Linked DNA regions of Homo sapiens: all the other regions are linked to region 3. Evidence: chromatin loops called from intact Hi-C (ENCODE). Cell type or tissue: ascending aorta. All regions are shown on one strand.

Region 1 (5,000 bases), 330 kb after region 3:
GCACATGTATTACATGCTCAAGAAATATTTAATGAAAAAATGAATAAAGGGATAAACGGATGCAGGAGTGAATACTGAGAAATGGATGTGTCATGTGTCCACCAGTCTGTACTGATATCCACATCATTTTCAGAGTTCAGCTTACAAACAATCCACACTGTTTGAGTTCAACTGGGAAAAAACAGCCCTAAGAATTTTCCAGCTCCTGAACCCTGATGAAAACCTCAAGCAAGTGCAATCACATAAATTACAACCAGCAAAACCAAAAACAAATGAATAAATGAACAACACAGAAACTGCTCTTCTCTACCCAATACCTCCCGCTGGCTCCACCAAAAAATATCCTTGCTATTTTAGTACAATACTAAAGAGATACACACGACTTATCTCGTTGAGTATGTGTTTGGGTGGATAATATGAGAGTGTGAAATACAATACTCAGCAACCCTGTCAAACACAGACTGTTTCCTGAAATGATAAGACATTTAGTCTGAGATATATGTTGCACAGAGTCCAAAATATTTTCTGTGAAACTGCAGCTCTGAATTATAATGAAAAAGATTTGTGTAAAGAATTTGTAAACCGTACTCACTCAAGCATTTCTTCTTATTCCATATTTCTAATTCTGTCTTTTATCTTTGAGGGGAAAAAATTAGCTAGCTAGCTAGCTAGCTAGACAGAAGGAAAGGGATTGCCTTAGTGTAATTCACCACATACTGCTTTGACACTGCAACCACTGTTTCCACTGGAACTTCTAGTTGAACTTGCTTTGTTCTTACCAAGAAAACGAAAAGCAACTTGATTTCTATTATTTGAGGTGTTGAGTGGAGTTGTTTGTGCTCAGAAACCTTTCCAACAGTTGCCCACATACTTTTTTTATTTTTATTTTATTTATTTATGTTTTTTTGAGACAGAGTCTCACTCTTGTTGCCCAGGCTGGAGTGCAATGGCACGATCTCAGCTCACTACAACCTCCGCCTCCCAGGTTCAAGTGATTCTCCTGCCTCAGCCTCCTGAGTATCTGAGATTACAGGTGCCCACCACCATGCCCGGCTCATTTTTGTATTTTTAGTACAGGCGGGGTTTCACCATGTTGGCCAGGCTGGTCTTGAACTCCTGACCTCAGGCAATCTGCCCACCTCGGCCTCCCAAAGTGCTGGGATTACAGGCGTGAGCCACCACGCCCAGCCTACTTCTTACTTCCTATTTGTTTCTAAGTTGGAGTATTGGAAACTCCACCCTACCCCAAATACTATGCTGTTTCTTATTCTTTTTTGAATGATTGACTTTCTTGAGAATCTAGCTGTAGAATCTTTCCAGAAAAATATAGGCACAAAACAAACATGACATTTTGCCCTGCAATTTGGGGGCCTTCCTAGACCCCTTAAAGCCATCCAAGGAGTCCCAGCCAGTGATTCTAGGTAAAGACTCCTGCTCGTGGGCAATCTCATTAAAAAGTGAAGGTGAGCTGGCAGTGTGGTACCTGTGTGAGATATTGATATGGTTTGGCTGTGTCCCCACCCAAATCTCATCTTGAATTGTAGCTCCCATAATTCCCACATGTTGTGGGAGGGACCTGGTGGGAGATAATTGAATCGTGGGGGCGGTTTCCCCCATACTGTTCTTGTCGTAGAAAATAAGTCTCAGGAGATCTGATGGTTTTATAAGGGCAACCCCTTTTGCTTGGCTCTCATTTTTCTCTCTTGTCTGCCGCCATGTAAGATGTGCCTTTTGCCTTCCACCGTGATTATGAGGCCTCTCCAGCCACGTGGAACTGTGAGTCCATTAAACCTCTTTTTCTTTATAAATTACCCAGTCTTGGGTATGTCTTTATCAGCAGTATGAAAATTGACTAATACAGATGTAAAACCTCCCAAATATTTCACAATATACCTCAAACTTTAAGGCAAAATTGTTAAGCGAAAAGAAATCATTAAAGGGAGAAAAGGATACTCTGAATTCTGATTCTCAATAGTATTAGTGGCTTTGATTGTTGAATTCTGATTGAGTCCATGTTATAGAGGAAGATCTGGCAAAATCATTACGGTAAAAAATTCATTTTACACACAGCATTTTAGCAACACTCCTTTTCAAAATAGTTCATGAGTTTCATTTAAAGAATTTCTCTACAAATAATATCATAAGTGTCAAGTTAAAGTGTAAAGTGAGTGGATAAATACATCTCATTTAAAAGCAAATTTATACTAAGATCACCAAAATGCAAATCTATTAAAAATAGACCTTGTCTTTAATGTTTATTTCACATTATCTAAGTACATCCAGTTATGCAAATTTACAGTTTTATTTCACATCCTTGTATTCCTGATATACATATAACAGGACAAAGAACACATTTGCAACACTCAGCCTGTAAAACTCTCTTGGGGGAAACAAGATTCTCAGCTGCCTTATTCTTCTGCACATGTACAAATAAAGTTCTAAATAATTGGAGTGGAAATAAAAACTGGTAAAAGAGAAAACTGACTACATTTTTATGCCACTTGAGGAAATTTGTACCTGACTTTTCAAATGGTCTTCTACTTGCTGAGTTACAATTTAATAGGTAACACATTTTGGGAGCTCCTTAAAATATGCCAAGAAGCTTCATTGTTTCTAGAGTGCTTAAAATCCACATGAAGCTGACATCAGCTACCCATCACTAATGCTTAGATGTGGTGCTGTGGTGCTGTGCATTTATCTAAAATATTTTAAAAGGTAGTAATCAGCATTGTTATCCCTCTTTTATGAAAATATCTTGCCAGGCTAGAAAACAAGCAATTATTTCTTCAATTAGGCAAAGGAAAAAAGGACAGACCAGTACAATTCAGTACTCATTTTAAAGAAAACAATCACATTGAACTAAAAATTTTAAATTTCAGTTACAATTTTATGAAATTCAAATATCTCAGAATCGCATTGAGGTACTAGATGACCGAGTGTTCATTCTGTTCAATATTGCCCACGAGATCTTTCATATCACTAGTTCCTGGGCTTGACTGACTGTTAAAATACAGAGTGTTTTCAAAGGCGCCCTCTTGAGGTAGGTGCACACGTCTTTTCTTATAAAAGAAATAGGCGGCAAGGCCAGCACCCGTTAAAATCAGGAGGATCACAATGATGACTACTCCGGCCACGTTGGAAGACGGTTTAGAAGGGTCCATCTTCCTTGTGTCAGCTATAAATAAATAAAATCATTATGGAAAACGTGGAGGGAGGCAGAGGGTTGCATGCTATGCAGAACTTCGCTTGTTGAAAAACTAAAAGGCATAAATATTCTTTCAAGCGACATTTGTCAAACAGAAAAGAAAGATGTGAAAACAAGAGTCCCTGTGGTATAGAGGATTATTCAGAATGTTAAGATGATTATTCAGTTGCAAGAATAATCCATCTGTCTATGTAGCAGTGGGCTAGTTCATCAATGTATTAAAATATATATACCTTATTTCAAAATAATTTAAGGCTGTTAAAAATACAGTATAAGAAGATAAGTAGATTAGTAATGATAATAATTAAAAGAAAATGGAAATGAAGAGAAAAATAAAATAAGAATAGTGGAAACGTGAACTCATAGATGTAATTAGTAAACAAACGGCACTCATGATGTTAATAAGGAGGTTACAGGCAAGCCATAAATCTCACTTTCAGTTTTTTTTTAAGCAGCCAACAAAATGAGTGAAGTGAAATCAGTTACCTAATTCAAGTAGTCTATAAAAATTAAAACAAAAAAAAAATTCTAAGAAAAGAAAAAAACCCACAGAGATTCTTAAGAGAAATTTCTTCCATGGGTTCAAGGCAGCTGTTTGTAACAGAGCGAAAAAAAAAAATGCCTTCAATAACTGCTTATAGTAAAAACACCAACCTGACTCCAAGGCCTCTTTTTCTAAAGTATTATTCAAAGTAGGCTGATGACAAAGGATAGTTTAGCTTAAGCAAATTCTACTGAGAGAGCAGGGGAGTTGGAAGGGATTATGATTATGCCTTTTAAAACAAACAGTACGGATGTATTACTAACACAGAACTTGAAATTTTGCAATGGCCTTACCTTTTGTTGTAAGTAATTCATGAGTAGGTTTAGCATCAATAACTGTGTGTAAAAAAAAAAAAATTTATAAAAACCCAGAATAATTGCAGGTAGATAGCAAATATTATTTGGCTCACAAATACATGGAATCCTCCACATTTGATGTGTGTTGATTGATATATGATATTATGATATGATAGATATAAAAATACAGGTAGAAAAAAAAGATCTGTACCTTTATCTATATATCTACCTACCTATCATCTATCTGTCTCTCTGTCTGAGCCATAGCAGTTGCCTATGGTTGTATGGTGCGTTTGAGTACATTAGAAGATCTGGAAATGTGATTCTCCAAGTTACATTTGAGCCACTGATACTCACCCTTAAAACCTACCCAATCTACCCATAAGTAAAACATTCAAGGCTAGGGGTTTTGAAATTAGCCTGCTGAAGCCTAAGATGTTAAAAAGCATTTGAATGAAAAGTAAAATAAGACTCCAGGCCAGGAGTGGTGGCTCACGCCTGTAATCCCAGCACTTTGGGAGCCTGAGGCAGGTGGAACACCTGAGGTCCGGAGTTCGAGACCAGCCTGGCCAACATAGTGAAACCCCATCTCTATTAAAAATACAAAAATTAGCTGGGCATAGTGGCGTGCGCCTGTAATCCCAGCTACTTGGGAGGCTGAGGCAGGAGAATGGCTTGAACCCAGGAGGTGGAGGTTGCAGTGAGCCAAGATCACGCCACTGGCAACAGAGTGGGCAACAGAGTGAGACTCTGTCTCAAAAACAAAAACAAAACAAAAAAAATAAAACAACTCCAACATTGTACCAGAGGATGTGGTGTGTCTTAGAACAGTTAGAGAAGCCTAAAGACCCGCCAAATTCTAAAATGGTAAACTCTACCCCGTCTCTACTAAAAATACAAAAATTAGCCGGGCATGATGGCATGCTCCTGTAATCCCAGCTACTCGGGAGGCTGA
Region 2 (5,000 bases), 620 kb after region 3:
CTTATAAAAATCAATTGACCACATACATATGGGTCTATCCCTGGACTTGATTCTGTTTCACTGATTTCTATGTCTCACCTTATGTGTACCACAGTGTGTTGAAAACTAGTTTTATAGTAAGTCTTTAAACCAGATGTATATGTGCTCCAACTTTCTTCTTCCTATGTACCTCTGCATGAATTTTATAGTTAGCTTGTCAAGTTAAAAAAAAATCTGCTGGGATTTGGAGAGAATTGACATTTAACAGTATGGAGTCTTCCAATTCATGAACAGGCAACAGCTATTTATTTAGATCTTTCATTTCTCTCAGCAGAGATTTATAGTTTTGAGCAATGATTTATAATTTTCAGTGTATACGTCTCACACATATTTTGTGAAATTTATGCCTATATAGTTCATGTTTTTGGATGCTGATTAACGTTGTATGGTTTATTTTAAATTTCATTTTCCAGTTGTTCCGTGTACACATGTAGAAAAACAATTGATTTTTGTTATGTTGATCTTGTAGTTCCAGGAGGTTTTTTTTTTTTAGGATTCCTCGAGATTCCTGGGATTTTCTAGGAAACACATTGCTCTCATTTGCAAACAGTTTTACTTCTTTCTTCCCTTTATTTTATTTTTATTCTTTTTCGAAAAGAAGTCTCGCTCTGTCACCCAGGCTGGAGTGCAATGGGGCGATCTCAAATCACTGCAACCTGTGCCTCCTGGGTTCAAGCGATTCTCCTGCCTCAACTCCTGAGTAGCTGGGATTACAGGCGCCCGCCACCATGCCCCGCTAATTTTTGTATTTTTAGTAGAGACGGGGTTTCACCATGTTAGTCAGGCTGGCCTCAAACTCCTGACCTCAAGTGATCTGCCTACCTCGGCCTCCCAAAGTGCTAGGATTACAGGGGTGAGCCACCACACCCAGCCTTCCTTTCCTTTTTTTTTTATTTTTTTGAGACAGAGTCTCACTCTGTCGTCCAGGCTGGAGTGCAACGGGCGATCTCTGCTCACGATTTTTAAAAATTATTTCCACTAAGGAAACTGAGGCATGGATAGGTTACGTTGTCCAAGTTCACACAGCTAATAAAATGGGAGGATTCAGGAATTTGGGGGTTGTATTTCAGTAGGTGCAAGGAATTTCAAAAGGTAATGTCATCAGTTAAGGCAGGAACCGGCCACACTTCTTTAGTGATTCTTCAGTTACTTTAGGCCATCTGGATGTATACGTGCAGGTCACAGGGGATATAATGGCTTAGCTTGGGCTCAGAGGCCTGACACTTGGTAAATAGACACACACACAGACACACAGACACACAGACACACACACACACACACACACACGCTCCGGTAAAATTCACACAAGTGAGGCCGGGTGCGGTGGCTCACGCCTGTAATCCCAGCACTTTGGGAAGCCAAGGCGGGTGGATCACTTGAGGCCAGGAGTTCGGGACCAGCCTGGCAAACGTGGTGAAACCGTCTCTACTAAAAATAACAAAAATTAGCCGGGCGTGGTGGTGCATGACTGTAGTTCCAGCTACTCGGGAGGCTGAGGCAGGAGAATCTCTTGAATCAGGGAGGCGGAGGTTGCAGTGAGCCGAGATCACAACACTGCACTCCAGACTGTAAAAAAAAAAAAAAATAAGAAATGAAAAAGGAAAAAAAAATCACTCAAGTGGGACGGTCTTCTCACTGTTGGAAGACCTGTTGGACTCGCTAGTAAACGGGAAACAGGGCGAAATAGGCGTTTCTTCCCCAGAAGCTCTTAAGAATGAATGAATGTTTGGCCCAGCGCTGTGGCTCAGGCTTGTAATCACAGAACTTTGGAAGGCAGAGGTGGGAAGATTGCTTGAGCTCACGAAATTGCAGTGAGCTATGTTCACGTCACTGCCCTCCAGCCTAGGAGACAGACTGAGACCGCATCTCTAAAAAGAAAAGAATGAGTGGCGGGAAGATCCCGCTCCCTGCCTGCGTATTGAGAAACTGCCTTACAAAAGGCCAGGCAGGGCAGAGCCACGCCAAGTTCAGGTGCGTTCCCTGTGTCCCCACTAAATGCACTCGCAGGGTGCGCATCGCCAGGGCGCAAGGCGTCTGGGCGTCTCTCTATGAAGAGGCGCCCGCAGCTAGCGAGGCGGGTGCACTTTCCTCGGGAGCGGAAACTACAGCGCCGCCTGGAAAGCGTGCCGGGGCTCGCGGGTCCTGGATCCCCAGTGCCAGGGCCAGGCGTTCTGGCCCCCGAGTGGCGCGCGCTCCCAAGGGGCGGGGCGGGGCGGGGGCGTGACGGGCGGTGGCCGGGGGCGTCCGCTCCTCCCCCTCGCGGTCGGTAGAGCTGGCTGCGCCGAGCCCCCTGCGCGCTGCACATGGGGCGCCTGACGGAAGCGGCGGCAGCGGGCAGCGGCTCTCGGGCTGCAGGCTGGGCAGGGTCCCCTCCCACGCTCCTGCCGCTGTCTCCCACGTCCCCCAGGTGCGCGGCCACCATGGCGTCCAGCGACGAGGACGGCACCAACGGCGGCGCCTCGGAGGCCGGCGAGGACCGGGAGGCTCCCGGCGAGCGGAGGCGCCTGGGGGTCTTGGCCACCGCCTGGCTCACCTTCTACGACATCGCCATGACCGCGGGGTACGCGCGCCGCGGGGCACCCTCGGGCCCTCCCCGCGCCGCGGTCCGCGGAGGTTCCGGGTTCAGGGGGCGCGGGCCGGGGTGTAAGGGGCGCGGGGGGTGCGGGCAGCGGCCGTGGGGGAAGGGAGCTGTCGCCGCGGCCACCGCCGGGGTTGAATGGAGCGGGCGGGGGGGCCGGGCCCTGCGCGCCTGGCATTGCCTAATACGGTGCACGGCGGGGCGCTGGCCGGAGGTTAAGTATAGAACCGGGCAGGAATGCGGTGCCGGCCCGCGGGGGAGGTGGCTGCTGCCCCGGCGCCGCTGCCTTCGCTGCTGTTGAAGGAGCGCCCAGCCCTGGCCACTCGATGGTCTCGGGAGCGCAGAGCTTCATGCTGCGATCGCTGGGCAGAGTTTTCGCCCCTGTTAATTTCACCGCGACTTTTTTTTTTTTTTTTTTTTAAAGCACAGCACGTCCTAGAGCTTGTCACTTGGGACGATTTTGAAATAACCACCCCACTTATCCCAGCGTGGAGCTCCTGCCCAGCATCTTTATGGCCTCAGGCTCCGTGGCTGATAAGCTGGACCTTGATTTTTGGCTTTGAGTATGACTTTGCAAGTTAAGGTTACACAATGACTGTCGCTCTTCGCAGAGCTCTCAAAGTGACTTTTGTGTCAACTGCTTCTCAAAACCTGTTGGGAAAATGCTTTTCCATTTCTCAATTGCACTGCCTTTTAAAAAAGTTATTTTCCCATTATCACTCGAAGTATTAACTTATGTAAACGCGAGGAAAAGTTTACTATTTTCTTTTTTTCTTTTTATTATTTATTTATTTATTTTGAGACGGAGTCTCGCTCGGTCTTGGCTGGAGTGCAGTGGCGGGATCTCGGCTCACTACAAGCTCCGCCTCCCGGGTTCATGCCTTTCTTCTGCCTCAGCCTCCCGAGTAGCTGGGACTACAGGCGCCCGCCACCACGCCTGGCTAATTTTTTTGTATTTTTAGTAGAGACGGGGTTTCACCATGTTAGCCAGGATGGTCTCCATCTCCTGACCTCATGATCCGCCCGCCTCGGCCTCCCAAAGTGCTGGGATTACAAGCGTGAGCCATCCCGCCCTGACAGTATTTTATTTTATTTTTTAGACGGAGACTCATTCTGTCGCCCAGGCTGGAGTGCATTGGCGCGATCTCCGCTCACTGCCAACCTCAGCCTCCGGAGTTCAAGCGATTCTCCTGCCTCGGCCTCCGGAGTAGCTGGGACTACAAGCGTGGGCCACCACGCCCCATTAATTTTTGTATTTTTGGTAGAGACAGGGTATCACCATGTTGGCCAGGGTGGTCTCGAACTCCTGACCTCAAATGATTCCCCCACTTCGGCCTCCCAATGTGCTGGGATTACAGGTGTGAGCCATCGCACCGGGCCTAATATTTTATTTTAATTTTTTAAAAATAGAGATGGCCTCTCACTGTGTTGGCTAGGCTGGTCTCAAACTCCCGGCCTCAAGCAATCCTCCCACCTCAACCTCCAAAAGTGCTGGGATTACCACTTCCGGCTTAATATTTTAAACTTTCTCCAGGGTTTATAGAAAAATGTGATTGACAAAAATTTAATAAATCTTTACCTATGGTGATTGAGTTTCTATTATGTGCTTAGCATATGATATTGAATGCCAAATACAGTTCATACAAATGTTATTTACTGAGGACTTACTATGCAGGGGACTGTGTTGGTTATTTTAGGTGTATTTTTAGTCCTTTAAAGTCCTGTGAGGGGCACATGATATTACATTATATAGATTAGAAGAGTGAGGCACAGATACTTGCCCAAGATCACAGCCAGCAAGTGTCAGTCAGACATGGGTTTCAACCCGGACTCTCTGACTCCACTGTCCTGCTACTTCATCTTTCTTTCCTCCTAAATTATACTCTTGGAAAGTGAGAAAACTAATGTATTTACAACAATTCAGCAATCACGAAATGATGCTGCCTTTAAATGCATTCGGAACTGAAAGAATTCTCTCACCTCTGTGATAGTCTGGTTAATAAACGTTTCCGGAGCCGGGCGCGGTGGCTCACGCCTGTAATCCCAGCACTTTGGAAGGCCGAGGTGGGCGGATCACGAGGTCAGGAGATCGAGAACATCTTGGCTAACACGGCGAAACCCCGTCTCTACTAAAAATACAAAAAATTAGCCGGGCGCCATGGCGGGCGCCTATAGTCCCAGCTACTCCGGAGGCTGAGGCAGGAGAATGGCGTGAACCCGGGAGAGGGAGCTTGCAGTGAGCCGAGATCGCGCCACTGCACTCCAGCATGGGCGACAGAGTGAGACTCCGTCTCAAAAAATAAAATAAAATAAAATAAAATAAACGTTTCCTTGTTATTTCCTTTTTTTTTCTTTTGTTAAGCCAAGCCCTTGCTCTGTTTTC
Region 3 (5,000 bases):
ACCAAGATGATCAATCCACTTACAATTCTTCTCTTTCAAAATATTACATGACGTAGAAGCTCATTTTAGCTGACACTTACTATTTGTACAAATATTCCAGAAGTCATTTCTCTGGCTTTTCAGCAGACTATAAAGATTAAAAGTTCAAAAAAAGGTCAGTAAATATAGATATAAATAAAAATAATTAAAATATAATCTAAATTGCCCAGGTTGACTTCAAAATCCTTTTAGTTTTTACATTTCTTTCCCCTTGTCTCATTTTTGTATTCATGGTTAATTTTTTACTTTTGTTTCCCATGTACCTCTTTATAGGTCACCTGTATGTATCTTTTTTTTTTAATATACTTCAAGTTCTGGGGTACATGTACATAACATGCAGGTTTCTTACATAGGTATACATATGCCATGGTGGTTTGCTGCACCCATCAACCCGTCATCTACATTAGGTATTTCTCCTAATGCTATCCCTCCCCTAGCCTCCCACCTCGTGACAGGCCCCAGTGTGTGATGTTCCCTCCCTGTAGGTCACCTGCATCTTTAATGGAACAAAGTCAAAAGCACAAAAGCAAGCACTTTTTCACCACTTAAATGTAGTCTCTTTAATGCATTTTATTTATTTATCTTTTTTCAGTCAATTTAAGAAGTTTATTTGGCCAAAGTTAAGGATGTGTGCCCATGACACAGCCTTAGGAGGTCCTGGTGACATGTGCCCAAGGTGGGGTCAGGGCACAGCTTGGTTTTACACATTTTAGGGAGACACAAGACATCAATCAATATATGTAAGATGAACACGAGTTTAGTCTGGAAAGGCAGGACAACTCAGAGACAAATGGTTGCATGTTTTTGAGTTTCTGATCAGCCTTTCCAAAGGAGGCAATCAGGTATGCATTTATCTCGCTGAGCAGAGGGATAACCGTGAACAGAACAGGAGGCAGGTTTGTCCTAAGTGGCATTGTAAAACTCATTATGGCAACATCTTCTGTGTTTTTCTTTTCACTGGGAAAAGATTACTCTGAGTAAGTGCCACGTGGGAAACAAGAGCGAGAGAGGGCAGAGTGGAGGCCACTGACCAATGCCATGGGCAGGCAGAGGGGGTGTTGGCTTTGAGTAGGCAGGCAGGATGGGGGAGAAAAGGGAAGGAGGCATCTGCTCAGGATTCTTAATGATGAGACCAAAGGACTGGGTGACAGACTGGTTCTGCATCCGAGGGAGAGGAAGGTCATCGAGAATGACTCTGAGGTTACTGGTTTGCGTAACCAGTTAGACAGAAATGGCTTTTGCTGAAACAGTAGAAATGTGCCAGGATATGGGGAGACAAGATCGCAAGTTTCAATTTTGGATGTGTTGAGTCTGAGGTGTTTTTGAGAAAACCAAGAGGAGATGTCAAGAAAGAAGTTGGATTTGTTCTTTCCCCAGCTAAAAGATTAATAGTGAGCGACCTGGTTACACGTTCCACTTTCTCAATATCTCCCTGCAGGCAAATTATAAAACTGTACAGTTGAGCCAGACTAGTTTTGAGTACGCCATCACATACCACGCTGCTTGGAACCGAATCCACAACCTGCATGAGACTTTAATCAAAGCTTTTGTCAAGTTTTATACAGGAAGAAAAGATGTTTAGCGATTTGAGTCACTCTGCGATTGTTTTGCAACATGTTATTTGGATTGTAGAATAATATTGTTCAAGAGAGAGTCCAAGTGGGATGGAACAAAATGTCAAGGAGAATGTGTTTTTAGGCATTTCTCTAATGTCAACAGAATACTCATAGTTTTTGTTATGCTAGTTCAAAGCGTGAACCATTTCTATTATTCCAGTTATTCAATATTTTTACAAAAATAGTACATAAGTTGCCATACTGAAGATTTTTAAAAAAGTTTTTAAATATGAAGCTACCCAAAAGTCATGTGAGATTGTTACAGCTGATAAGGCAGAGAGGCAGCTATCTGCCTTATCAGATATGAGAAGACATGAGAATCCAAAGTCATCAGTAAAGATCAGGTAATATACATATTCCTTGATATGTAATTCCAGGACTTGGATTTCACAAGCTCTTATTTGAAACAAATAAAAGCATTTAGTGCTTTATAATCTTTGGAGCTGGGGAGGGTGATCTAGAAACTATAAAGAAAATCTAGAAGAACTAAGATCCATGATTAACTGGTATTTAGAACACTTCTCTACTTTTAAAGTTGACTCAATTCTTCAAAACTTAATTAATATAATTGTACTCAACTGTCTATGAAACTTAGATAAGGTCTATTACATACAAAAGATACTTGCACTTGTATATTTATTGCAGCACTATTCACAATAGCAAAGATATGGAATCAACCTAAGTGTCCATCAATGTATGACTGGATAAACAAAATGTGTGGGGTGTATATATCTACTTACACATGCACACATATACGCACACCAGGGAATACTACCCAACCCTTAAAAAGAATGAAATCATGTCTCTTGCAGTGACATGGATGGAACTGGAGGCCATTGTCTTAAGTGAAATAACTCAGAAACAGAAAGTCAAATACTAAGTGGGAGCTAAACAGTGTGTACGCATGGACCCATAAAGTGGAATAATAGACACTGGAGACTCGGAAAGGTGGGAGGGAGGTTAGGGATGAGAAATGACCTAACTGGTATAATGCACGCTATTCGGGGGATGGTTACACTAAAAGCCTAGACTTGCCCACTACACAATATATCCGTGTAACAAAACTGTACTTGTACCTGCTAAATATATAAAAATAAAAAAATTAAAAATAAATAAACTTAGTCAAGGAGTCTTTTGTTCAACACTTTAAGCAAAGCCCCATTTAGTCCTGGTGGCCACTAGATGGCAAACTTTGCTAAAGAATACTGCCCCCACTGAAAAGATTTTTGCAAGATTCAAATCTTCCTGAAAGCATTTGGGTTCCAGCTGCCATCAAATCTTAAAACACTCCTTCAGGGTTCACATCGCCTCTGTAATTAAAAAGCAAATTCGTGACTTCACAATTGTAGGAGTTTAGAAATAATCGAATCAGGTCTTTTTTCATTTTCTGGAAACTGAAGCCAAAAATAGTTGAATGGTTTACGGTTGTGTTAGTTAAAGGCAGAGATGGGCTCCCACTCAGGCCTCCAGCATCTTCCTGTAGTAATTTTCCACATTGTTTTTTAAAACTGTAGCACTGTTATAATTACTATTATCTGAATGAAGCTACTCTGGCAAATAAGAAGTCATTCTTAGAGTGATCACGAAGAAATTTTGAATCACTACAATCCCATACTCCTTGGCAGTCAACTCATTCATGTTATACTATTTAAAGCAACTTAGAAGCTCAAAAGATTTAAAATAATCCTTTAAGAATGTGTAGCAAGTAGTCCCTTATGTTGGATTGAGATTTTTCCTTATTTTTAGGTTCACATTGGATGGAAAACATATTAATCAGAAATGATTTGGAAAATCATTAATCATATAATGAGAAAAATGAAAAGAATGAAGTGTGTTTCTGATAAGAAAATAAGAATTGGAAAATGGAACCAAGGTAAATCTCAAAACGATGGCTTTCATCAGTACAGAATCAGGGCACGCGAGTAAGGCAACCTTGGAATACTTGCTATCAAAAGCTTTGGTTTTATTAAGAGAGGACCAGGCTAGAACTGGAAGAGTTTCACAAAACAGTGCCAAGAATTTGCAAAACAAAACAGACTTTAATCATGGTTTGGATTCGAGTACATTATATGCCAATCATAAGGTTATGTCTGGGGTGGACATGGGGAGTTATAAAACCACATGCCAAATGCAAGCGGGAGAGATGTTTCAGAAAAGAGCCTTCATAGTTCCCATCCTAAAGTCAGTCTACATCTGGCCCAACCTTCCATCTGGAAGAACTCTAGAGAGCAAGACAACATGAGGTCCAAACTAGGATATGCTCCACGCTACAGAGAGAGAGTGGGGAGCAGAATGAGTGAGGCTATGGGAGCCTTTACAATCCTTCAGCCATGAAACCCTCAGTGAACAAAGTCCAGCCTTGTTAGCATAGCAAAAGATCCCCTGTCTGGGCTAATTCCTGCCTACCTTTCTACCATCATTCCAGAACACAACTCAACTCCATCTATGGTATATTGCGGTACACTGGTGCATACCATTACCCCTGTTGGGTATATCACACTGAATCAAAGCTGCTTTCTGAACAGCTCTTGTCCTTCTCTAGCCCCTATCTCTTCCTGTCTTTGTTGATGCACCTGAAGAACCATTCCAACGTCAAGATCAAGTTCAAATGATACCATCTGCATTTGTTTCCTGGGGCTGCCACAGCTATGCACCATAGGATAGGTGGCTGAAAGCAATGGAAATACACTCTCTCCAGTTCTGGAGGCTAGACATTCAAAATCAAGGTGTTGGCAAGGCCATGCCATTTCTGAGGCTCTAGGGGAGAACTTGTTCTACACCATTCTCTTAGCCTCTGAGGTTGCCAGCAGTCCTTGACATTCCTTGGCTTGTAGATGCATCTGCCCCATCTCTGCCTCCACCTTTGGATGACCATCTTTTCTCTCTGTGTATCTGTGTCTTGGTTTTCTCTTCTTATAAGGACATCATCAGTCATACTGGATTTGAGGCAACCCTAATTGAGTAAAATCTAATCTTAATTTGATGATATCTTTAAAACCTCTTTATTTCTAAATAAGATTACATTCATAAGTACTGGGGATTATGACCTCAACATACTTTCTGGGGGAACACAATTCAACCCAGAACACCACCTTTTTCTATTCCTACTCCAGACCCCAAGAGTAGGTTGCTACCTCTATGCATTTACCCTACAATAACACTGACCACATTGGAGGCAATTGCAATGCACTCACCCTTTCGCCTTTGAGATCCCTGGGTAAGCAGAGCCTCTTTCTTTCTATTTTCCATGTTTGCACTTGCCTTGCTTGGCACTTCGCCTGGTGCATAGTACTACAGGCCCATGAATGAACATAATTCTCTGCAGTTTAATTCTGGAATATCCCC

Evidence for each region. Peaks named below come from ENCODE experiments on the same cell type or tissue, not always from the same donor. Only the 100,000 strongest peaks of a DNase experiment are listed, where the experiment ranks them.
Region 1: a loop joins it to region 3, with 4 times the contacts of the local background. A loop is called at or near these places in 6 of 110 quality-filtered maps.
Region 2: it touches region 3 in a loop (2.5-fold over the local background); 19 of 110 quality-filtered maps call a loop at or near these places.

Annotation. Positions count from the first base shown.
Region 1 is chr10:17,908,390-17,913,389 of GRCh38, reverse strand. MRC1 (mannose receptor C-type 1) reads right to left here. Exons shown (of 30, transcript NM_002438.4): 29 at 4,043-4,084; 30 at 2,226-3,175. The coding sequence ends at 2,925. Among named protein-coding and RNA genes, the nearest start is that of SLC39A12, 41 kb to the left of the region's middle. In ascending aorta, a CTCF peak has its summit at 3,037 (motif pointing left); a DNase peak (open chromatin) is centred at 3,049.
Region 2 is chr10:17,614,682-17,619,681 of GRCh38, reverse strand. It overlaps HACD1 (3-hydroxyacyl-CoA dehydratase 1), which reads left to right and starts at 2,308. Exons shown (of 7, transcript NM_014241.4): 1 at 2,308-2,599. The coding sequence starts at 2,343. RefSeq lists a silencer at 2,108-2,767. In ascending aorta, a CTCF peak has its summit at 2,157; DNase peaks (open chromatin) are centred at 2,271, 2,831 and 3,143; H3K4me3 peaks cover 2,753 bases; H3K27ac peaks cover 2,292 bases.
Region 3 is chr10:18,236,922-18,241,921 of GRCh38, reverse strand. All of the region lies in intron 2 of CACNB2 (calcium voltage-gated channel auxiliary subunit beta 2), which reads right to left. Among named protein-coding and RNA genes, the nearest start is that of CACNB2-AS2, 22 kb to the left of the region's middle. In ascending aorta, a CTCF peak has its summit at 2,817 (motif pointing right); a DNase peak (open chromatin) is centred at 1,521; H3K4me3 peaks cover 1,352 bases; H3K27ac peaks cover 1,109 bases.